Regions from separate parts of the Homo sapiens genome. Here region 1 is linked to region 2. The links are chromatin loops, found by intact Hi-C in ENCODE. Cell type or tissue: heart right ventricle. All regions are shown on one strand. Each heading gives the region's core, and the rest is flanking DNA. Links, peaks and the distances in the headings are about the cores only. Region 1 has its middle 63 kb from the start of ITGA11. Region 2 has its middle 10 kb from the start of ITGA11.

The links. A loop is a pair of places that touch in the nucleus more often than their neighbours do. Peaks named below come from ENCODE experiments on the same cell type or tissue, not always from the same donor. Only the 100,000 strongest peaks of a DNase experiment are listed, where the experiment ranks them.
Region 1: it touches region 2 in a loop (2.0-fold over the local background); 7 of 110 quality-filtered maps call a loop at or near these places.

What each region holds. Positions count from the first base shown.
Region 1 is chr15:68,489,432-68,500,733 of GRCh38, forward strand. No RefSeq gene overlaps it. Among named protein-coding and RNA genes, the nearest start is that of ITGA11, 63 kb to the left of the region's middle. In heart right ventricle, for the core only: no CTCF peak of the experiment used is centred there; no DNase peak of the experiment used is centred there.
Region 2 is chr15:68,436,934-68,448,235 of GRCh38, forward strand. No RefSeq gene overlaps it. Among named protein-coding and RNA genes, the nearest start is that of ITGA11, 10 kb to the left of the region's middle. In heart right ventricle, for the core only: no CTCF peak of the experiment used is centred there; DNase peaks (open chromatin) are centred at 4,438 and 5,318; H3K27ac peaks cover 469 bases; H3K27me3 peaks cover 527 bases.

The sequences.
Region 1 (11,302 bases), core at 1,870-9,869, 52 kb after region 2:
GACATCTGATGACTAATATGACAACAGTGTGCCTTTGTGACTGGAAACCCTGCTGGTCCTCTCTGCCCAAACAGAGCCTGTGTGTCAGTCTCCAAAGCTGACTTCTGTATTGTCTGGGTAATTTTGCCCCAGAGACAATTGTTCACACTGTGATTATGGGAATCGGTTCCAGCAGCATTGTTGTGGAGATGGTTAGGATTCTCTAGGGCCAGGGTAGCTGTGCTGAAGGACTCTGTGGCCAGGATTCATGGTTGGATGCAGACGGGTATGACTCTAGGAGCACAGACAGGAAATGTTTTTTCCCCAAATACCTCTTCTGCTGCTGCCTGAAATTCCACCATTTGTGATTTATTCCACCGGGTTCAGCATTGCCCTTTCCTTTGGTGGGTCTTCTCTATAAATACTAAAAGCCTTTGTGGAATGATGGAGCTTTTAAATAAAATTCAATTCTTTTCTTCAACTTATTTTTTAGAGATGAGGTCTCATTCTGTCACCCAGGCTGGGGTGCAGTGGCACGATCAGAACTCTAACTCACTGCAGCCTCGACTTCCTGGGCTCCAGGGATCATCCCACCTCAGCATTCCAGTAGCTGGGACTACAAGCTCACGTCATCATGCAATTTTTTTTAAGAGATGGGGTCTCGCTATATTGCCCAGGAAGGTCTCAAACTCCTGGGCTCAAGGAACCCTTCTGCCTCAACTTCCAAAAGTGCTGGGTTTACAGGTGTGAGTGACAGCACCCACCCAAATTCAATTTCTGATTGCGTTTTATGTGCCAGCCTCTGCACAGAGGGGCTGAGGTAGAATCAAAAATAATAACTATGACAGTAATATAACTATACCATTTTTTCAATTAAAAATTTTTAAATTGAGACATAATATTTGTACATGTTTTTGGGGTACATGAGATAATTTGATACATTCATATAATGTGTAAAGATCAAATCAGGGTAATTGAGATATCCATCACCTTAAACATTTATCTTTTCTTTCTGCTGCGAACATTAGAATTATTATCTTCTAGCTGAAATGTATAATAAATTAATGTTAATTATAGTCACCCTCCTTAGCTATCAAACCCCAGGTCTCATTTCTTCTATCTAAGTGTATATTGGTACCCATTAATCAACTTCTCTCCATCTCCCCGCTCCTCCCTCCTCTTCCTGGCCTCTGGTAACCACAAATCTACTCTCTACCTTCATGAGATCCACTTTTCAGCTCCCACATGAGTGAGAATATGCAATATTTATCTTCCAGTGCTTGGCTTATTTCACTGAACATAATGACCTACAGTTCCATCCATGTTACTGGCAGATGATAAGATTTCATTCTTTTCTATGGCTGAATACTATTCCTCTGTGCATATGTACCACATTTTCTTTATCCATTCATCCACTGATGGGCATTTAGGTTGATTCTATAGCCACCGTTTGTTGAGAATTTAGTATATAACACATTGGTTACATTAGCTCTTACCTCAACCGTTGGAGATATGTATGTATCTTTGGCCACATTTTACAGATGAGGAAATTGAGTCAGAGAGGCTGAGACACTTGCCCAATGTAACATAAGCGAATTTCTCCTGCTGCATAGCCACTATGCCACAGCCACCTGGCTTATGAGGGTTTATGTCTAGTGGGGAGAAAGACCTGGCAGTAGAAGAGAATCCATGCTAAACAGAGGAATAAGCAGTGAGCCATGGGGCAGCCAGATGTAGATCATCAGAAGGCTGAGATTATATGCCAGCTGGTTCTTGAAGGACAAGAAGGAATTTCGTATACTAAGAAGGAAAGAGGGAAGTCATGCCTGGGAAAGTTACAGGAGCCAAGCCCCACACTGGGCTGTCTGTATGTTGGCCTCAGGTTGGGTGAAGAATACAGTGAATGGAAGTAGAGGCATGAGTCCTGTGGGCCAGGTCATGGAAGTCAATGGGGGAGCCACCAAGGTTGTAGCAGAGTGGAAACCCATGAGTCTGCTTTGAAATACTCCCTCTCTTGAAAAACTGTCACAGGCTAGAGAGGGCTGGGCAGACATAATAACTAAACATGATAAGGCATCCTGGATGGGATCCTGGAACAGAAAAAGGACATTACGAACAAAACTGATGGTACCCAAACAGGTATGGAGTTTAGTTAATAGTAATGTACCAGTGTTGATTCATTAGTTATGGCAAATGTATCAAAGCATTTAACAATGGGGGAAACTGGGTGAAGGGTCTATGGGAACTCTCTGTATTATCTTTGCAAGTTTTCTATAAATCAAAAACTCTTCTTAAATACGTTTATTTAAATAAAAACATTTACTCCCTCTGCAGGCAGTGTGGAGGATGGAGTTGAGTGGGGAGGGTCAGGATGCAGACAGCGTGTGTGAAGGAGGCCACCACCACCCTACTGTGGCAAGGACCTGTGTCCTGTGGGGGCCAGGGGGGCTGGAAGGAAGAGGGCAGAAATGGGAAACACACTGACACTGGGGGAGGCAGAATTTGGCAACTGGTTGGATGTGAGGGCTGAGCTGGAGGCATGAGTCAAAGGTGACGTGACTCTCCTGTCCCAAGCCCAGTGACAGGCACAGAGCAGATCTCATAAAAGGAAGGATGGGATTGCCATAGACCAACCTGGGCAGCTTGGGGAGAGAGGAAACATACCAAATCCAATACCACTCAGCACTCCCGTGTTCTGATCATAATGTTGTTTATTGGGTAGCTAGATTCTTCACAATGGTGCCTCCCAAACTATTGGTGGTCAAGAACCACGTTTTGTTTTTGTTTTTGTTGTTTTTTTTTGAGATGGAGTCTTGCTCTGTTGCCCAGTGTGGAGTGCAGTGGCGCGATCTCGGCTCAATGCAACCTCCGCCTCCCGGGTTCATGCCATTCTCCTGCCTCAGCCTCCTGAGTAGCTGGGACTACAGGTGCCCGCCACCACGCTTGGCTAATTTTTTTATTTTTATTTTTAGTAGAGACGGGTTTTCACCATGTTAGCCAGGATGGTCTCGATCTCCTGAGCTTGTGATCCGCCCGCCTCGGCCTCCCAAAGTGCTGGGATTACAGGCGTGAGCCACCGCACCCGGCCGTTTTTTGTTTTTTAAATGTATTTCCAGTCCAGTGAAGAGCAATATTTTGGTCTACATCCTGTTCAATGAGATAAGTCCATGGAGCCAGTGTCTGGATGTCAGGCATTTTTAAAGTGCTGTAGAAGTTTTTGAACCCTTACTCTCCATTTCTATTTTTATCTCACTGCAGACCAGTTAAAACATTGTTTATGGACCGGCACTAGTCCACTTTAAACCTCCAACTATCCAAGGGTTAGGGACTACGAATCTCAATTTACAAATGAGAAAACTGAGACTCAAAGAGGTTTAGAAACTATCCAAGGGCTCACAAAACTGGTAAGTTGCAGAGAGTAGGGATTTGTTCTGTGATCTGTCTATCTCTAGAAGCAAAACTCCCATCTGCTGCCCGTGACCCATCAGTGTTCATGCAGTCCTGCTGCTGGCCTCTTGCCTCCTGCCCTGCAGGTTGTTTTCAAAGCTTCTCTTCACTCCTCTTCCCTGGAGGCTGAATCATGGGTTGCTTTGACTCAAGAAAAGGAGGATGTGGAGGGGAGTGTCTAAAAAACCTTTGCCAGAGGTGACCTCATAACCATCTCCCCGGGACTCAGTGGAGCGTGCAGAGAGCTCAGGCCAGTGGAGACCTCAACAGAGTGGCCAGGAGCACCGACCCTCACACTGGCATAATTCCCAGTCTCTGCTGCTGACAGACTGGGAAGGGAGGGAGGTCACACAGGGAGGAAGGTCCAAGGCTGGCCCCTTTGGTGAACTCAGGCAGCACTTAGCAGCAGCTACAAATAACAATGGAAAGGTTGGAGAACCCATCACATGCCAGACACAGGGCTAAGTGTGCAGATACCGATTTGTGTTTACTTTTGCTCTGTAGAAGAATCAGGAGGATGAGGTCTATTTGGTTTTTACTTTTCCCATCGAGTTATCTCCCACTCTGAGACTGAAGCTGGACTTTTGGGCTCCCTCTCTGTAGGGCCGTGTGCAAAGATGAGAGGGAAGTATGTTGGAAGCAATCTTCTTTTCAGGCTTCTGAGAAAGCCCAAGCTTACAGAGGACATGGTGCCAGAGAAAGGCACAGACAGTGCTTCTGGAAGGCAAGGTGGCCACGGAGAGTGGAAGATTCTCCAGCCCTCAGGAAAGGGGCTGAATATCTGTGGGTGTATGAGTTGGGGGACTCTCCTGGGGCAATGGCTATACTGTTTGCCTAGGGAGGCTTCCAGCCTGTTCAAAGATGCATTCATTCATTAAAGAGTCACCAAAACTCCACTGTGTCTAGGTCCTGGGGACACAGTGATAAACAAGACAGACTTTCAGAAAATAACCACACATTTCTTGCACATTCCATTTCACAGAGCCCGAAGCTATCCTCCAGCTCCTGGCTGGAATAGTTCCTCTTTGCTTGAATTGTCCCTTCCAGCCTCTGCTTGTTTGTCCTATTTCACAGCAGAGGACACTCTGGTGCTCAAAACCTTGATATTCAGTGGCTCCATTTTGGCAAGGATAAAGCGCAGACTCTTTGTCAGAGCGCAGGAGGTCATTAGAATAGCATGAATGGTATCACCATCACTTGCACACACTCCTTGGGTGCATGTTTCCCCCTCACCCTCTAGGACCAGGCTCAGCTGCTGCCCTTCCAGCCTCATTTCCCAGCACATGCGTTCCCCTCCTTACAGTTCACTTTCCAGTCTCTGCTCCCTTCCTCAGAATGCTTCCTCTGTTCCAACTGAGTTCTGGATTTTTCATTTCTCAGCATTTTGAAATCTTACTAATCACCCAGGGCCTAGCTCACATATCACCGCCACTGGGAAGCCTTCTGATTTCCATAGTCAGAAAGAACAATTACCTACTCTCCATTCCCAGCCAACCTGACTTACACATACTCATTATAACCTCCTCACTCCTAGCCAACACTTTGCATTTCTTCTGAAGAACACATTGCTGGTAGGCTATCTCTGTTTGACCCTCACACTCTGTTCCTGCCCATGTAGAATCTGCTTATCAAGGCAGTGTATTAATCAGGGTTCTCCAGAGAAGCAGAACCAGAAGGATGGATGGATTGATTGACTATGAGGAATTGGCTCACACAATTATGGAGGCTGACAAGTCCCACAGTCTGCTGTCTGCAAGCTGGAGACCCAGGAAAGTCAGTGGTATATTTCAGTCCAAGTCCAACAGCCTGAGAACTGGGGGAGCTGATGGTATAAATCCCAGTCCAAGGGACACAGAAGATGAGATGAGATGTCCCAGATCAACAGGTAGGCAGGAAACAAAAGGGCAAATTCTTCTTCCTTTGTCTTTTTGTTCTCAGATTGGATGATTCAGACCCACATTGGTGAGTGTGCTCTACTTTACTGAGCCCACTGGTTCAAATGCTAACCTTATCTGGAAACACACTCACAGAGGCACCCATAAATAACATTTAATCTGGCCATCCTTGGCGAGTCAAGTTGACACATAAAATTAACCATCATAGGCTGTTGTTCGCAAACCTGTTTATCTGAATTATTCTGTCATTGTTGATGACACATCTACAGAGGCTTAGCATGCAACCAGTTCAGAGGGAGCAGGGGGACAGAAAGTTTCAAAAGAAATGGCTCCAGGAAACAGGAACCTAAGCTTACATGGTGTATTTAACTCAATAGAGAAATGTTTATAGTTCTGGACAAAGGGGCTGAATTAATCATAAGTTCATAGAGAGTAAACAAATGAGAGGGAAAAGCAATTATTAGCTGAAAAAAACAAAAAGCTGTTCAAAAGAAAGAAAATATAATCATGGTACACTAGGTGGCTCAGCTGTGAACAATATTTATATAATCATAATCATGTCAATACTGAATAAGAGACAGATAAAAATTATGATACAATCATATTGAAAAGATGGGAATCTGGGAAGTGTGTGTGTCTGCATGTGTACATGTGCTTGTGTATGCACACACGTGTACTTGTGTGTATGTTAGGATTAGGGGAGAAGTATAAGAGAGCTAAGCTATCATCTTTGACATTTATGGCTAATGTCAAAAAAAAAATAAGTCAAGAATCAATGCTGATAAGATGTCAGCATTCCCATGTTCATTACAGCATTATTCACAATAGCCAAGATAGAATGTAGGGGAGAAAATATAATTTCTTTTCTTTCCCTCATAGCTTCTTATCTGAGATGCTCTCCTATAAACAAAATTCAGATTAGCAAGAGAAAAACCAGCAAAAATGTATTGGTGTGTGCTGTACCCATCACAGGGGAGAGGGAATATTTCTCTCTCAAGGCTGTGGTTTAGGGGCCTTGCTTAAACAGTATTTTTTAAAACACTCATAAATTCTATAGTGACAAGATAAAGAAGAGAGCAGCCTCAGGCTTCCACAAGGCAGCAAAATGTGGGAAGGTAAATTTATGGGAAGAGTAAAGTCTGCACCTAGATCTTCTGGCACTGCTGTCTCTAAGTTGATAAGCAAGCATTGGAAAGAAGCCCCTCATTAGGCAGGAAAAGGCAAGGAGGATGGCAGGAAGACCTGTTCCTATAAATCACCATTAGGCAAGCAGAGGGAGGGGCAGAGTATCCCCCTGTGTTTTAATCTTCTTCAGCTCGACAATCGCCAGTGTTCCAGAAAGGAATATTTTTGTTTCCTTCAATGGAATCAACTTGTATCCATCAATGGATGAATAGATGAAGAAAACATGGTGTATATACACAATGGAATACTATTCAGCCATGAAAAGGAAGGAAATCCTGATGTTTGCAACAATATGAATGAATCTGGGGGGGCATTATGTTAAGAGAAACCACCCGTGCACAGAAAGATATGATCTCACTTATATATGAAATCTAAAAAAGTCAAACTCATAGAAACAGATTGAAATTATGGTTAACAAGGGCTGGGAGTTGAGGAGATTGGGGTCATGTTGGTCAAAGAACACAAAATTTCAATTAGACTGGAGAAATAAATTTAAGAGGTTTGTGGTACATCATGGTGACTGTAACTAATAACAGCATATTGTATACTTGAAAAGTGCTGAGAGTGGGTTTTTAAGTGTTCTCACCACAAAAATGAGCATGTGAGATAATGCATATATTAAAGAGCTTGATTTAGCCATTCCACAATGTATACACATACAAAATGTCATGTTGTATACTATAAATATACATAATTTTTACTTGTCAATTAAAAATTAATGAAAGGAAAAGAGGAAAAATCAAGGGTCAGAATTATAAGCTTGTTATATAGAAATATGCGGTGAAATACTCCAAAAGGTGTTAAAAATGATTGCCTATTGGGGATGGGGAGAGGTGAATACAGAGACTGCTGTTTTTATTAAAAATTTTATGGTACTATTTGACTGATTTACTCATTTATTTATTTGAGACGAAGTATCACTCTGTCGCCCAGGCTGGAGTGCACTGGCATGATCTCAGCTCACTACAACCTCTGCCTCCCAGGTTCAAACAATTCTCTTGCCTGTGCCTTCCAAGTAGCTGGAACTATAAGCATGCACCACCACGCCCAGCTATTTTTAATAGAGATGGGGTTTCACCATGTTAGCCAGGCTGGTCTTGAACTCCTGACCTCAGGTGATCCTCCTGCCTTGGCTTCCCAAAGTGCTGGGATTACAGGTGTGAGCCACTGCACCTGGCCCTGTTTGGCTTTTTAAAACTAAGCACATTCATTGCTTTAATTAAAATCAAAATTAAAATTAAAATTAAAAATGTAAAAGTAGGTAAAAGACAAGTTAACTGCTGTCTCTCCCAAACAGCAGACCCTGAGGTCTGTGCCCAGCTGCTACTGGGGCCATTCATTCCCTAGGGAAGGGGATGTGGGGAATCTGCTCCAACACAGCTGCTGTGTCTGGTGGTGTTTTATTTTTCGTGGCTCAGAAGCACAGGGTAAACTAGCTCCTCATTAAATGACATGCTTCATGTTAGGTGTCAGCATGGGGGAAGGCATTAGGTAGAAGGATGTTTGGGAAACACTTGCAGACTGGGGTTAAGGTGTTTGTTTTTCCTCTGAGACCCAGACACTTCTGGTAACTATTGTTCCCAAGTGTGTTTTTTTGAAAATTCATTCTTTGCAAATTCCACAGGCAGCCCAGACTGATTCGTCCGTCTAGGAATTTGAGGGGCCAAGAGCAGACATAACATTTTATAGGAGAAGGGGGATCAAAGCCAACAGGCTCTTTGCAGAATCCACCCAGGCCTTGCACTTTCAGGATCACACCTCATTAACGGTGGCAGAGCCTCACCAGGTTGATTTTTAATCAGCTGCCCTTCAGTGAGCTCTGGCTCTTTGTCAGCGTTTTCCAGGCAAACTATTTGTCCTGGAGCTAGGATAAGTCCTGATGACCCCAAAGCAGGACCCAAATCCCATCATACCAGGGGGCTTGTGCCTTGTCTGCCAACATAGATGGCTCTTCTTTCTTGATGTCCTTTCCCCCTTCAAGCAATTGCTTAGATTTCTCTAAAGCTTTACAATTCATAAAGCACTTCATTCGACCTGTGTAATATCAACATGGGATGGGCAAGAATTATTGCTTCCATTTTACAGGTGGGTAAACTGAGGCTCAGAGAGGTTAAGGAACTTGCCCACTCTCACACAGCTAGAAAGGGCAGAGCTGGGAATTGAACTCTGGTTTCCCAAGGCCTCAGCCAATACTCTTTTCTCAACACTAGACACCTGAAGGTACCAGTCCCCAACCCTGAATGCAGTGGCCCATGGGTGTTCACACGGCATAGCACCTGAGCCAGCTCACCTGCCTGCTTTCCTTAGGTTATCCTTCAGTGGAGCCAACTTTCCAGGCCTTTCAAGCTCCTGCCCCTTCCCCAATCTTGACCTCTTTTCTAGAGCCTGGTTTTCAGCTCTAACCGTCAGTTGGACAGAGCCTGAAGCTAACTCACTCCAAATGGTGCATGAATGCCACTCAGGCCCTCCCAGGTCAGAGTAGACAGAACCCTGGATCTGATGTTAGCTACAGATCCCAGCTCTGCAACTCAAGAGCTGTGACCTTGGGCAAAATCCTAAGGTGGTCTGGGCCTCCATGTCCTCTTCTTTGAAATGAGGGCAGTAATTCCCATCTCAACATGGTCTTTATAGATTAGACAACTAAATGATTTGTCAGCTCTACAAAGGAAAGAGAATATTAATATCAGCAGTAATAATACCTGCCTTACACCCCATGCCTTTCCTTTTTTTTTTTTTTTTGAGACAGTCTCACTCTATCGCCCAGGCTGGAGTGCAGTGGCGCGATCTTGGCTCACTGCAACATCAGCCTTCCAGGTTCAAGCAATTCTCCTGCCTCAGCCTTCCAAGTAGCTGGGATTACAGGCCCACCACCACATCCGGCTAATTTTTGTATTTTTAGTAGAGACGGGGTTTTGCCATGTTGTCCAGGCTGGTCTCGAACTCCTGACCTCAAGTGACCCGTCTGCCTCGGCCTCCCAAAGTGCTGGGATTACAGGCGTGAGCCACTGCACCAGACCACCCCATGCCTTTCTTATGAAGGGTGTGTCATTCTCTGCACTTCACAGGTGGGGACACTCAGATAATATTTGACTTATCCAAGGCTATACAGTGAGTTGATGGGAGGTTCAGGTCTAGATCTTAGCTCTGTTTGTTCCAAGTTTAATGTTCGTCCATTAAATGGTCCATTAACATTCTCCAGAAATCACATATTTGCCTTCCTGAGGCCAGGTGCAGTGGCTAACACTGGTAATCTCAACACTTTGGGAGGCTAAGGCAGGCAGATCAGTTGAGCCAAGGAGTTCAAGACCAGCCTGGGCAACACGGTGAAATCCCGTCTCTACAAAAAGTACAAAAAATTAGCCAGGCATAGTGGTGCGCACCTGTAGTACCAGCTATTTGGGAAGCTGAGGCAGAAAGAGTGCTTGAGCCCAGGCGGTTGAGGCTGCAGAGAGCCGTGATCGCACCACTGCACTCCAGCCTGGGCAACAGAGAGAGACCAAATTTGCCTCCCCATGTAAATATCCATCGTGTACCTGGATCAGTCTGTCCCTATTGCTCAGCCTTCTTGAAAGCCTTTTAATACTTTCATTAAAAATTTATATTTTTAGGATGCTTTTGGCTGCAAGTAATATATACCTAAAACATGAGGGAAATATGTGACATCACACACAAGCAGTCCAGTCCCAAGGGTTAGTGAACTCAGGGCTCAGTGGCACCATGAGCAAGTGGCAGGATGCATGCAGCAATTCCAAGGGATTCATGCAGGCAGGATGAGTTCAGAGACGAAGCAGGGTGTTTCCTGCCGTGTGTCTCTTTATATTTATGGGAAACTTTTCCAGGAGCTAGTCCCCTTCCCCTTATGACTCATTGGCTAGAGCTGCATCACATGCCCAGATTAAACCCATCGCTGGCAAAGGGGAAGGAATGACCAAGACTGGCTTAGACTAATCAGTGTCCTCTCCTAGGGTAGGAGCCGAGCATCACCTTTCCCTCCCAAGGGAAAGAGAGGCTGATTGCAGGTAATAAACTGGTGGGTAGACGAGGGAGATAAAAAGTTCCCAGCAGGCCCAGATCAAAGAGTAGGTGAGGAAAGTCTCTGGCCCAGAACCTCAGGGGAGAAGCCTCCTGTGAGGTTGTACCCCAGGACCTACCATGGTTGCACCTAGGAGAGTGGGCAGGCCAAGGTCCTGGAGCTGCCCTTTCTGCCTTCTCCTCTCCCCCTTCCCCCCATACTCCCTTCCATTCCTTCCCACTCCCTTCTTCTCACCTCCCTCTTTCCAGCCTCCTGCCTCCTGGTTCTCAGCCCCTCTGCTTCTCCTTTCCTCTGTCTCCCTCAATTTTCTGTATCTTCCCTTCCTTGCTTGTTTCCACTCTGTTCTTCACTTCCCCGCATCCTGCCAGATTTTAAACTCTGTTCAAAAAGCTTCTCCAAACCTCTTCTCCTTCCTGAGTTTGCCAGATCCTCCCAGGCTCTCCTCCTTCACCCAGTCCCCTGCCCTAAATCCACCTCTGCTCTTTCCTGGCACTGGATGCCTACTTGGAGGAGGAGCCTTCTGGAGACACCGACCCTCGACCCCGAGTTGTGAGTCTGACTGTGGAAATCCTTGGCCCCCAGGGCAGGCCCATGCAGGGTTTGGAGGATAAATTTGGAAACGAAAAGGTTTTCTGGAGCCCCTCAAATCACACAGCGCAGGAGGAGGTAAGGAGAGCTTGGGGGCATGCTCTGGTGAGGACCAGGGGTACTAGAGGTCACCTATCTTCCCCATGCCTTTGGATTTTTGGGCAGCCCACAGGGA
Region 2 (11,302 bases), core at 1,953-9,952:
TTCTCTCCACCCTTCTCTGTCCTGCTCCCAGGTACCTCCAATGCAGCCAGTCTCCATAATCAGCCTGGGGGCTCCACCTTGAGGCACTCCCTGGCTTCTAGGCTCCTTTCTGCCCTTGCGGTCCCCCTCATGGATCCCACCTCCTCTCTGTACTATCAGTTGGTTTGTGCTTAGGAAATGCAAACTTTTTTTCAAAGATAAGCGTAAGCAAGCTTACAGTTACTGAGAAGGCACATCTTCTGCCAAAAAGTGATATAATAAATCCCAAAGGGAAAAGGAAAAAAAAAAGTAAAAAAAAAAAGCCACCAGATTGCCTTGTTATCTGCTGTTTGAATGATGCATGCCACCGTTTTGGACCAATGACTTCTGTGATAGGAAGTGGCTGCATTTGTCATGCACAAGTGTGCTTAGAGGGTGTCCCTTGGTTTTTATTTGTCATGCCAGGTCTCATCCCCACCAACAAAGTGAAGCAGGTTAACTTTGAAGAAGTGTGTTTACACCAGTAGTGTATGTTTGTCCCAGCCACTTTCCGCTTCAAAGTCTAATCCGAAATGTTAGAGCCGGGTGGATGCTGCCATTCTTCCTAATCCTGTGCCTGCGGGTCAGTGACTGGAATTTCTACAAGGATCAAGCCCTGTACACAACCTATACTGAATCTAGAAAGTTATTTTGTGATCTCCATTTCTCAAGCCACAAGTATATACAGCATTTGCAGTAAAGATATCAAAGGGAAGGAGCATGGCCACAGCACAGACAGACACGCAGGATGGATAAGGAAACATCTCTTTGAAGAAAAAGTATGTCAAAGGGTATGAGAGAATAGAAATTGCTTTAAAAGTCTAGAGGTGTCAGTGGATGTTCCAGCTGAGAGGTCATTTCTGATGGGGTTTAGCTGGGCTAAACCCTTGACATTGGACCGGACTGGAAGAGCCACATCAGAATTGAATGTCACTACAGCGATGTGAAGAATACCTTTAACTGAGAAGTTAATATGGGCTAACTGCAACTCTTGCATCATTTCGTTTAGTCCTCAGCACCACCCAGGGGGTTTCCAGGACTTCCATCCTGGTCCTGGGCTGGGCTGAGATGTCTGAGAGAAGCCATGAAAGTGAAGGTCTGGATGCAGTGCACAGGGGTAAAGAGGACAGTCTTGGGAAGCAGTCATGACGTGAAACAAGACATGCAGCAGAGTGAGGAATTCCCACAGTGCATAGGGTTCACGGCCAAGGGTGCAACTTGGTAAGGGAGCAGGAGTTGAGCCATTCTATTAATGCATTTACCAGACACTCTCCTGGGGTTAGAGTGACAAACCAGATGTGTTATTGCCTCTCCACAAAGCTCCTAATCTAGGAGAGGAGACAAACATGAACGGTAATAATCAAAACAACACCTCCCATTTATTGATCACTTATGGAGCTGGATGCTTTCCTCACATTTCCTTTAATCTTCATGACAGCCCTACAAAGTGGTGCAATTATACCTGCCTTTTACAGAGGAAGAACTTGAGGATCAGAGAGGTAAGGTTTCAGAACTTGTAAAAGGAAGACCCAGGATTTGAACCTGGTCTTGCCTGATTCCAGATCCCAAGCTCCTAACCACTTGGTTTCGTTGCTTTTTGGCACTGGATGGTAAATGGGACTGTGAGAAGGGCTAAAATAGAAGTGTGAACAGAGAGCCAGAGAAGCACATAGGAGGGCCAGAGAAGGAGGTCACCTCAGAGTGGGCCTTGGTAATAGGAGTTTTTCAGAGGTGACGTGAACATTCTAAGTAGAGGAAATGCAAGCCTACCAGAGTCTGTGCAAAAGAGTCAGCATTTGAGCTGTTTCCAGGGAGTGAGGAATAGTCAGAGGTGGCAGAAGTGTGAGAACAGCGTAAACCCAAGTCTCAGGTTCCCGCCCCTTTAAGGGTAAGCTCCCTCTGGTGTATTTGGAGAAAGGGAGTTTGCCTCATGATTCCTAACTCCTGACTTCCTTGGAAGCCACTTCTTTGGTCTAAGTCTGGTCAACTATTAAGTCTCTCCATTGGCAGAGGAGGCAATGTGCACATTTGCCCCCTCTCTTTCAGTGGGCTTTCAGTGGGCATGATGGGAACACACACACACACACACACACACACACACACACACACACACGCATGCATGCATGCATGCATACATACACATGCAGCAATAATAAACAATATTCTTCAGATCCAACACAATCAAATCCATGTTAAAGAAGAGAAACATTTCCTTAAGTAAACCTCAAAGGTACAGATGACCCCGTATATTTTGAAGATACCATTTTCCATTATTTTTCAGAGCAGTGTTGGTTCTTTCTACCACTTTCAGATGTTGCCTAAAGGTTATGAGCCATTGCAGCCAGCATTGTCTCAAATGCCAGGGACAGATCCCCTGGAGGACACTCTCTGGCTATAAATAAGGTTCTGATAAAGTTTTACATTTTAATCTTTTTCTTTGGGGATGATCAAATTTTTTGCGGGGTTGGGGGGAAGGAGTGATAAAAAGACAAGAGTTGAAAAATAATTTGGAGTCACATTGTGGGGGATTTTTAATGTCATAATGAGGAGTATGGCTTTCATTTGATAGGTAATGAGAAGCCTTTGGAGATTTTTGCAGGAGGTGGGGGAGACTAGGGTAGGACTGCGTCCACGCCAGTCAGAAGGACAGAAGCCTGTGGCCTTTCTACCAGTTGAAGAAGTTTCTGTGAAGGAGGTGTCATTGCCTCATGGATCATTTTTCAGATGCCTCCTCACACTCCCTGAAGGCATCTTGTGCTTTCATAGGCATCACTTGAGCTCCCATAAAGATGACGTCTTTCCCCACCTTGGGCTCCACAGGTGCTATGTCCTCTGCTCACCCAAGCGCCCTGCATCACCCCGCAGCCCTGCTGCTCATAGGATCAAACCTGTGCCCTGCCTGCCCTTCAAGGCCCTATTTAATGGGGGCTTACTCCTGCCTTCCTTATTTTCTTTCCTAACTCTCTCCAAAACAAACCACACACTCCTCTCTGGGTAGTACCCAGCATCCCCTGAATATGAATAACAGGACCTATAACCATGACTGATGAAGTCCTGACCGTGGACCAGGCACTGTGCTGCATGCTCTACCTGACTTCATTCAATCCCTCAGCATACCGTGGGTCTTTTTATTCCCACTGAATGGATGGCATTGAGTCTCTGTCAACACTCCAATATATTCCCTTGGCATTCACCATTCCTGTGAAAGCCAGATCTTATGGCCTCCAACTATAAGCCCAAGGGTGTTCTCCAGCCCCTGGACCACCTCTCAGCAGACTGGGCATGGTGAGGCATTAATGGGAGCAGTCCTCAACCAGTGACCGATGGGAGCTGGTGGACAGGTACCCCAGCTCCCTCCCCTCCAAGGGACCACTCTGAGGTGTGTTCTCCAACAATCTCCAAAGAGTGCCCAGTGGGATTGCACCCCAGTCACCCAGAGTGGTAACCTGCTCACTGCTGCACCCTTAGCTTCCTTCCTTGTCTTATTTCTTCATTGCCTTGACAGTGCTCTCTGGGATCACTTCCTCCAAAAAACAACTTACACTTAAGCCCTTATATCAGAGTCTACTTCCAAGAAAGCCCAACCTATGGCAAACGGTTTAGAGAAGTGAAGCAACTTGCCCCAATTTTTGTAGCGAGAAAGTGGCAGTGTCAGGATTTGAACCCCAGAGTTGAGGGAGCAACACTGATAGTGCCTCCAAACCATGCTAATTATATTGCCTCCAGACTTGCCTACATCTGTCCAAGCAACTGGGATGTCTGGGAATGCCAGAAACTCTGCTGTTTGAGTTTCTGGCTCTGGGTACACCCCTTGAAAAAGAATATCCTCTTTGGGAAGTCGATTAACCTATTAAACTAATATCAACCACTCACCTGTAGTGTGAACTTATTTATCACATCCTTTTCTTCCCCAAGTTCCCTGAACAGAGGAGGAGTTTTAATAGGGAAGAGAAAAGATATGATTTTTTAGTGAGTGTGGGTCAGGAGCACCAGCTCTCGTGCAGCTCAAGGGTCCAGGAGGAGAAAGTAGACCTTCAGAAAGGCAGCTGAGGGAATGATAAAAATTAGCGTGTTATGTTTCTCCATTTAGCTGAGAGCTGGTCCTAGCCTTCTGGGCTGGTGACCTCAGTCTGGAAGGGTGTGCAGGAATTTCTGAATATCACAAGTTGCATAACTGATCTTGGAATTTGAAGAGCAGAAGATAGGGGAACACAACCCAAGACAAACCATAAAAAAGTTCCTAACAGTATGAGCACTAATGAAACCCACTAGCTAATCTCCACCTCCAGCCAGCCTTGTTAGTCAGCCTCAGTAGCCCAGTTGCCAGAAGATAAAAAAGATGCAGCCATCCTCTACTTCCCCTTCATCACAGGATTGAAGGGCTGGCCTTGTTCCTGGGATCAAATGCCGCCTAGGCTGGGGCAGCCACCAGTGGGTGCCGGCTTAGAGACTGCTCATCTACACTTACTTCTGCAAAGAGGACAAACTTCTTGCTCTTCCAGGGAAGGTTCTCCCAGACTACCCCAGCTGCTCCTGCTCATCCCCAAGCATGTCCCAGAAATAAACATATCCCAGGAAATTTGCAGCTGGGGGCAGAGGCCAAGTGGTGGTGTGGAGGAGGGGTGGAGGTATGATGTGTGTGGGTGTTTTAGTTAATGTTTGGGTAACAAATGCTTCTGTGAGCATTTTTTCTCTGCTGAGCGTTAGTGAGAAAAATGTGGGTGCAAGTGTTGGGCTTAAGGCCTCTTGGGAGTGTTCCCCTCAGAGAAGGCCAAAAATCAAGCATCATTTGGAGGATTATTGCAAGGGAAATGGAGCTAGCATTTTCCCTGGTCTTTGCAGAGCCTCAAAACAGGCTCTGCAAATGGCTGATGGCCTCTGAAGTTGCTCCTGGGGCTGCTGGCTAGGAAGTTTAGTAGTTAAACATAGGCTCTGTGGTCAGAGAGACCTGGATTAGAATCCCAGCCTGGCCCCTCAATAGCTGGGTGACTTGCCACTTACAACAATTTACTGCCTATAAAATAAAAATGATAAAACAGCAAACTCTTACAGAGTGCCAGATGCACTTCTAAGCACTTGACATACATTAACTCATCCAATAATCACAGCTCTATGAAGTTGGTGTTATTGTTATTCTCATTTTACGGATGAAGAAACCGAGGCACGAAAGGAACCTTATCTTGCTCAAGGACACTCAGCTGGTAACATGGTGGGGCCTGGAGATGGTGTCAAGCAATCTGGTTGCAGTGCCCTTGACCGCTCTGCATCTTGGGCCACTGTGAGGAAGAGATGAAACACAGCCTTGGAAGGGCTTGGCACAGTGCCTGCCACATGACAAGCTCTCAATAAATGTTAGCTGTTATTATTAACAACACATGAAACAGCATGCAACAGACTAGTTGAACTCTCTGCATCATTTTGAGATTCTTAACAATGACTGACATTTGTTTAGCTCTGTATATAATTCAAGGGGCTTTCCCAATTATGTCTCCCGTAACCCTCCCTGAAGCCCTGTGAAGGCAGTGGGCAGTTTACAATGGGCTTGAGAAGGTCAGTAACTTGCATAGGGTCCCACACCAGCTCTCCGGTCATTCCATCCTTCATTAAGTGTATTGATATCCCAGAAGCAGAATCACACAACGTGTGGGATGAAAAAAATCCCAAAGCATCATCAATATGTGACCCTTTAATGTGTTTAACTCAGATTCTATTGACACAAACATTTTGATACTCAGCTGTATAAACTGTGATGCAACAACAATTTATCAGTTATTTATATTCTAACTTTTTGCAATAGGGATCTGAAGGGATGACAACAAAAGTGGATACCACAAACATAAAATCACCTGAAAATCAAATAAAATAGGAGATCAAAAGTAAAGCAACAGAACTAACATTTTTACAGCATTTTCCAGTTTATAAACACGTGATCTCATTTCAACCTCATGACAACCCACTGCTAGACATTAATGTGCCACAAATTTGGGCTTAGAAGAGCTACTGTCATAGAGAATATAGGACTACGGCCAAACCTCCTGCCCTGATGGAGTTTTGCCTGTGTGCTTTTGCCAGTTACTAAGAGAGTAGTGTTAATGTCAGTAACACTCCAGAGCTAGAATGCTTGGTTTCAAATCTCAGCCCTGATACTTTACCAATTCTGTGACTTTGGGCAAGTTACTTAAGCTTTCCGTGCTTCAGAATTCTCACCTAGTAAGTGAGGGTGCCTACTGCATGCCACAGTTGTGAGGGTTGAATGAGCTAGCACATGTGAAGTGTGTGGAAAAGTGCTTGGCCCATAGTTAACAAAGTGCTATTTTCTTATAACAAAATAAGCAAAATTATCTCCCTCAAATATTGTAGAATTGTGTCTCTCCTTGTAGTTCTGTTGATTTTTGCTTTATAGATGCTTAGGCTAAGTAGTTAGATGTGTACAGATTTTGAATTATCATATCTTCTTAGTGATTGAACCTTATATTATTACAAGGGTCTTTATTTTTAATAATGCTTTTTGCCTTACAGTCTATTTTGTCTGATATGAACACGTTTTCACTGCCTTTTTTCAGTTAGTGTTTGCATGGACTCTCTGTCATTTCCCACTCTTTTCCTTTCAACCTTTCTATATCTGTGTTTTAGACCTATCTCATGTAAGCAGCATGTAACTGTTTTTAAATTTAAACTCTTCAACTTTTTTTAAAATTGGAGCACTTAGTTTATTTACATTTAATTTTAATGCCTCTATACTCACCTTGAAATCTACTATCATAGGATTTTTTATTTGTCCTGCTTGATTTATACTCCTTTTTCTTTGTTTCTTTCTTTTGGATAGATCATTTGTAATTATTCTATTTCCTCTCTGCTATGTTGGAAGTAATCAACTCATTTGCTATTCTTTAATGTTTCCTTGAGACTCCAGCATGTATGTTTGCTTGATAAAGCACTAATATTAATTTTATTATAATTTTTGTCCTCCTCTCAGACAATGCAGGGGCCTTGGAACATTTACCCCACAGTTGCTACCCTCCTGATTCAAAAACAATTATTTTTGTTTATTCTCTCTGTATTTTAAACCCCAGGAGATATTTTTTTTTGCAGCCAGTCAAAATTTAGATTTATCTACATATTTACCATTTTTCTGGCTTTTCTTTCATCTTCAACTTTCCATATGGGTTCATTTTTCTCCTGCCAGAAGAATATTATTTAGTGTTTCCTTTAGGACTAGAGTTTCTGATGTCAAATTCTCTCCGTTCTTGTTTGTATGAAAATGCCATTATTTCATTTTTATTTTTGAAGGATATTTTCTCTGGGCACAAAATTCTAGACTGGCATTGTTTTTTCTTTTAGCACATTGAAACTATCATTTCATTGTCTTCCAATTCTTGTTTTGGTTGAAAAGTCCATTTTCAGTTTAATCCTTGCTCCTTTGAATGTAAAATGTCTTTTTTTTCTCTATAGCTGCCTTTAAGATTTTTCTTTTTAATTTTGGTTTAGAGAAACTTTGCTATGTTGTGGGTTTATTTTTACTTATTCTCCTGAGATTAATTTGGCTTCTTTTATCTGTGGATTTAAGCCTTTCATCAGTTTAGGACAATTCTCAGTCATTATCTCTTCAAACATTGTGTCCATCTCATTTTCTCTCTCCTCTACCACTGGGACTCCAACTAAACACTTGTCAGAATTTCTAACCAAATCTTATTGTATCTCATCTTCTCCTTGCATTTTTCAATTTGTTCTTCCTATTGTTCATTCTGGATATATTCTTCTTCTCTATCTTTCAACTTATTAAGTCTTCCTCAGCTGAGTCAAAATCCATTCTTTAAGCTCTTAATTTTGATTATTTAATTTTTTAGTTTAAAATTTTCCATCTGGTTCTTTACAAATTCTCTGGTAAAATTTTAAATCTTGTCTTTTATCTACTCAAACACAGTAAAAATTATTATTTTAAAGTCTGGGTCTGAGAAACTGGAGTCCTTATGATTTATTTATATTGTATGTTGTTTCCTCTGATGTATATATATATATATATATATGTATATATATACACACACACACATACATGTATATATATGTATATATATACATACATATACATATATACATACATATATACACACATACATGTACATATATAATGTACATATATACGTGTGTGTGTGTGTGTGTGTGTGTGTATATATATATATATATATATAGTCTTGTTCCTCATGTGATTCATTATCTTTGTGCACAGGTCATTGTACTTGAAAATTGTTTGTAAAAAATAAATTGAGAACTTGAATTTTATCTTCCAAAGATAATAATTTGCTTCTGCTAGGTTCTTGACACCACTCAGATCACCTTAATCCTGTTAATAATGTTACAGAAGTTGAGACTTTTTTGGGTACCCAGGCATTTAAAGGCTGGGTTACAGTCTATGTGAGGACTGGTGTACTGACAGATCCCTCTCACTCTTAGGGCAAAGCCCTTTAGGGTTTTAAGGTGTTAAGGATTTACTGTGATCCCCACTTTGGCAGACCCTGAACTACAACTTTTTCTCCTACCCACAAATACCGTCAAAAATGTTTCCCAGTCTCAGCCACATCTTCCAGATTTGCAAATGCCTCCAGGGCAAAAGCAGCCCCAAATGCCAGGCTTACGTCTTTGAGTTTCCTTTCTCTTTCAGATCTCAGTCCAGTAATTCTTTTTACTACCTTAATAGTTTTCTCATTCTTTCAAGCTGAGTTTTGGAAAATATTTTGTCCAGTTTTTTAAGTTCCCTTTACAGGAAGAATTTACCTAGATTACTCAAGCTTCCAAACTTGGAAGTGAAAATCAAAATATGACAATGTCATTTCCTAATGATGGCCTTTGATAATATCTCATAAAACTCAGCAAGAATCTTCTGGTGAATCTTCTAGAATTTCCAATTCAAAACCACCTACTGCTGGCATAGTGATTTTATTCGGTCTTATCTAATAACAACTTGAGGACTAGGAGATTTGTTCATTCATTTATTCATCACATATTTGTTGGGTGTGTGCTATGTCCCAGGCACAGATCTAGGGAGCACAGACACCCTCCCTCTCTCAAAAAGTTTAATGTCTAGACAGAGAGAAGGACAAATTAAAAGAAAAAAAAAGCTACAACTGAAATGACATGAGAGATTGACAGGAAAATTGACAACTATCGATTGCAATAGGAAGAGGGTAAGAGTGCCAAATACAGGAAGGATTACATCAATTGTGATGCTTTGTCTTCAAGCTCCAGAAAACTGAACCCAAATGGGCTTAAATAATGAGTGAATGTATTATCCCTGAAAAAATAAGAAGTGAAGAGGTAGAGGAAATTCAAACAGAGGTTATCACAACCCTAGCTCATCTTCTGCCCTCTCATTGTCCTCGGGCTGGTCCAAGACGGCAGCTAGAGTTCCACTGAAATATATCCATCATGGTGACATCCACAGGAAAAAAGGGAAACTTCCCAGAAGCCCCTGGCACACCTCTCCTCACTTTTCACTGGGCAGAACTGGATCCCATGCCTGTACCGATCATTGGCAAAGGGAATAAAATCACCTGATGGACTTAGAATAGTCATGATCTGTTCATGGCTGGGGATGGGGCCATATTACTTTGAGTCGGCTGTAGGAGAGGCTAATTCCTTAACAAAATTTAGGCTCTGTTGGGAAGGAAGAAAGAAGGCGCAGAATGGTTTTTGGGCAGGCAGCCAGCAGTGTCCATCTCAAACGGTTGATAGGAGAAGTGGGACATCACCAAAGACCCACCCTCATTCCACAATCCTCCAGGGTCCTTTACATATGCATTCTAACATGTTCTTCAAAAATAACCATGCAAATCAATAATAATGGTCATTGAGTTGTTACATATGTTAACTCATTCAGTCCTCATTTTATAATGGCAAAACTCAATCACAGAGTGTTAAGGAGCTTGTTCAAGGTTATGTGATTGGTGAAGCCAGGATTTAACCCTAGTTAATCTGGTTCCAAAGTTAATGACTTTAACGTCTTTGACCAACTGCCTCTCGTGAGGTATAGGGAGATGAGAAATTTCAGATGAGAAAACTGAGGTTCAGAAATGTGAAGTCCATTCATCTGTTTATCCACCCAATGAAACTTCGCTTTAATGTTCCAGGTGCTGTGCTACGCCCTAGGAATGCATTATTAGCAAGGCACTGCCTGCGACCTTATGATGCCTATGGACTAGTGGGATGATAATTATTGGACTACTGTGAGCAATTTGGCACAAAGTGAAGAATGTAAGCTCTAGCATCAGATGCCTGGGTTCAAGTCCCAGCTTCCTGTCTCACTAGCGGTGTGACTTTGGGCAAATTTCTGTTTTAGTCACCTCCACTTCACCCCATTGGTGAGGGGGAGATTACCTCTCTAGGATTATGGGAATGGCTGAACACATGACACCCGACACAGGACAGGTGAGGTCCACAGCAGTTTATTAGTCACATGTCCTTACAGTCTGGGGGATGAGTCATGCCACATAGGGCCACACAGGGGCTACATTCAGAAACAGAGTGAATAGCAAGGGCTGAGGGAGGCAGGCTTTGTAGTATCAAGAGGGCGAGGTGCCTCCTGGTTCCTACAGGATAGTGTGATTGGTTTGTTTGAATAATTCCAGGGTCTGGCAGAGAACTAAAACCCACTATTTAGGGATAAGGAGAAATTCCACCTGGCCCTCTTGATAAGGAGGGTAGTTTAGCTGGGGGACATTATCCATCGGAGCATACTGGGAAGGGGAAGTGGCAATTGGGCCATTTGGGGCCTGTGTGATTTCACCACACGTCAAGACAGCACATAATACTGAACCTTAATTTCAGGTCTTATACTATGGTTTCTTAACTTTGTTGCACCTTTGTTTCTCCATCTGTAACATGGGAACAATAGTGCCTAAATCATTTGTTCCTTGTGAATTTTGAATGAGGCATTGTGGATTAAGCATTTAAGGCAAAGACTGGCACATGGTGCATGTAGCTGCTACCAAGTGCCAGACCTGGCCTAAGGGACTTGGATAAGCTCATATGGCTGGTGAGCAGTGAGCTCAGATTCAAACATACATCTTTAAAAATATATATAGTTTAGATTGAGAGGGTACATGTACAGGTTTGTTACATGGGCATATTGTGTGATGCTGAGGTTTGGGTTTCTAATGACCTTGTCACCCAAGTGGTGAATCAACATCCATCTTTTGTTTCCAGGTGCTGGGAACTTTCCACTACACTGACCTGAGATCTTGTTCATTGGGAAAGTGCTGGCTTGTTTATCCATTCATCCCTCCCTCTA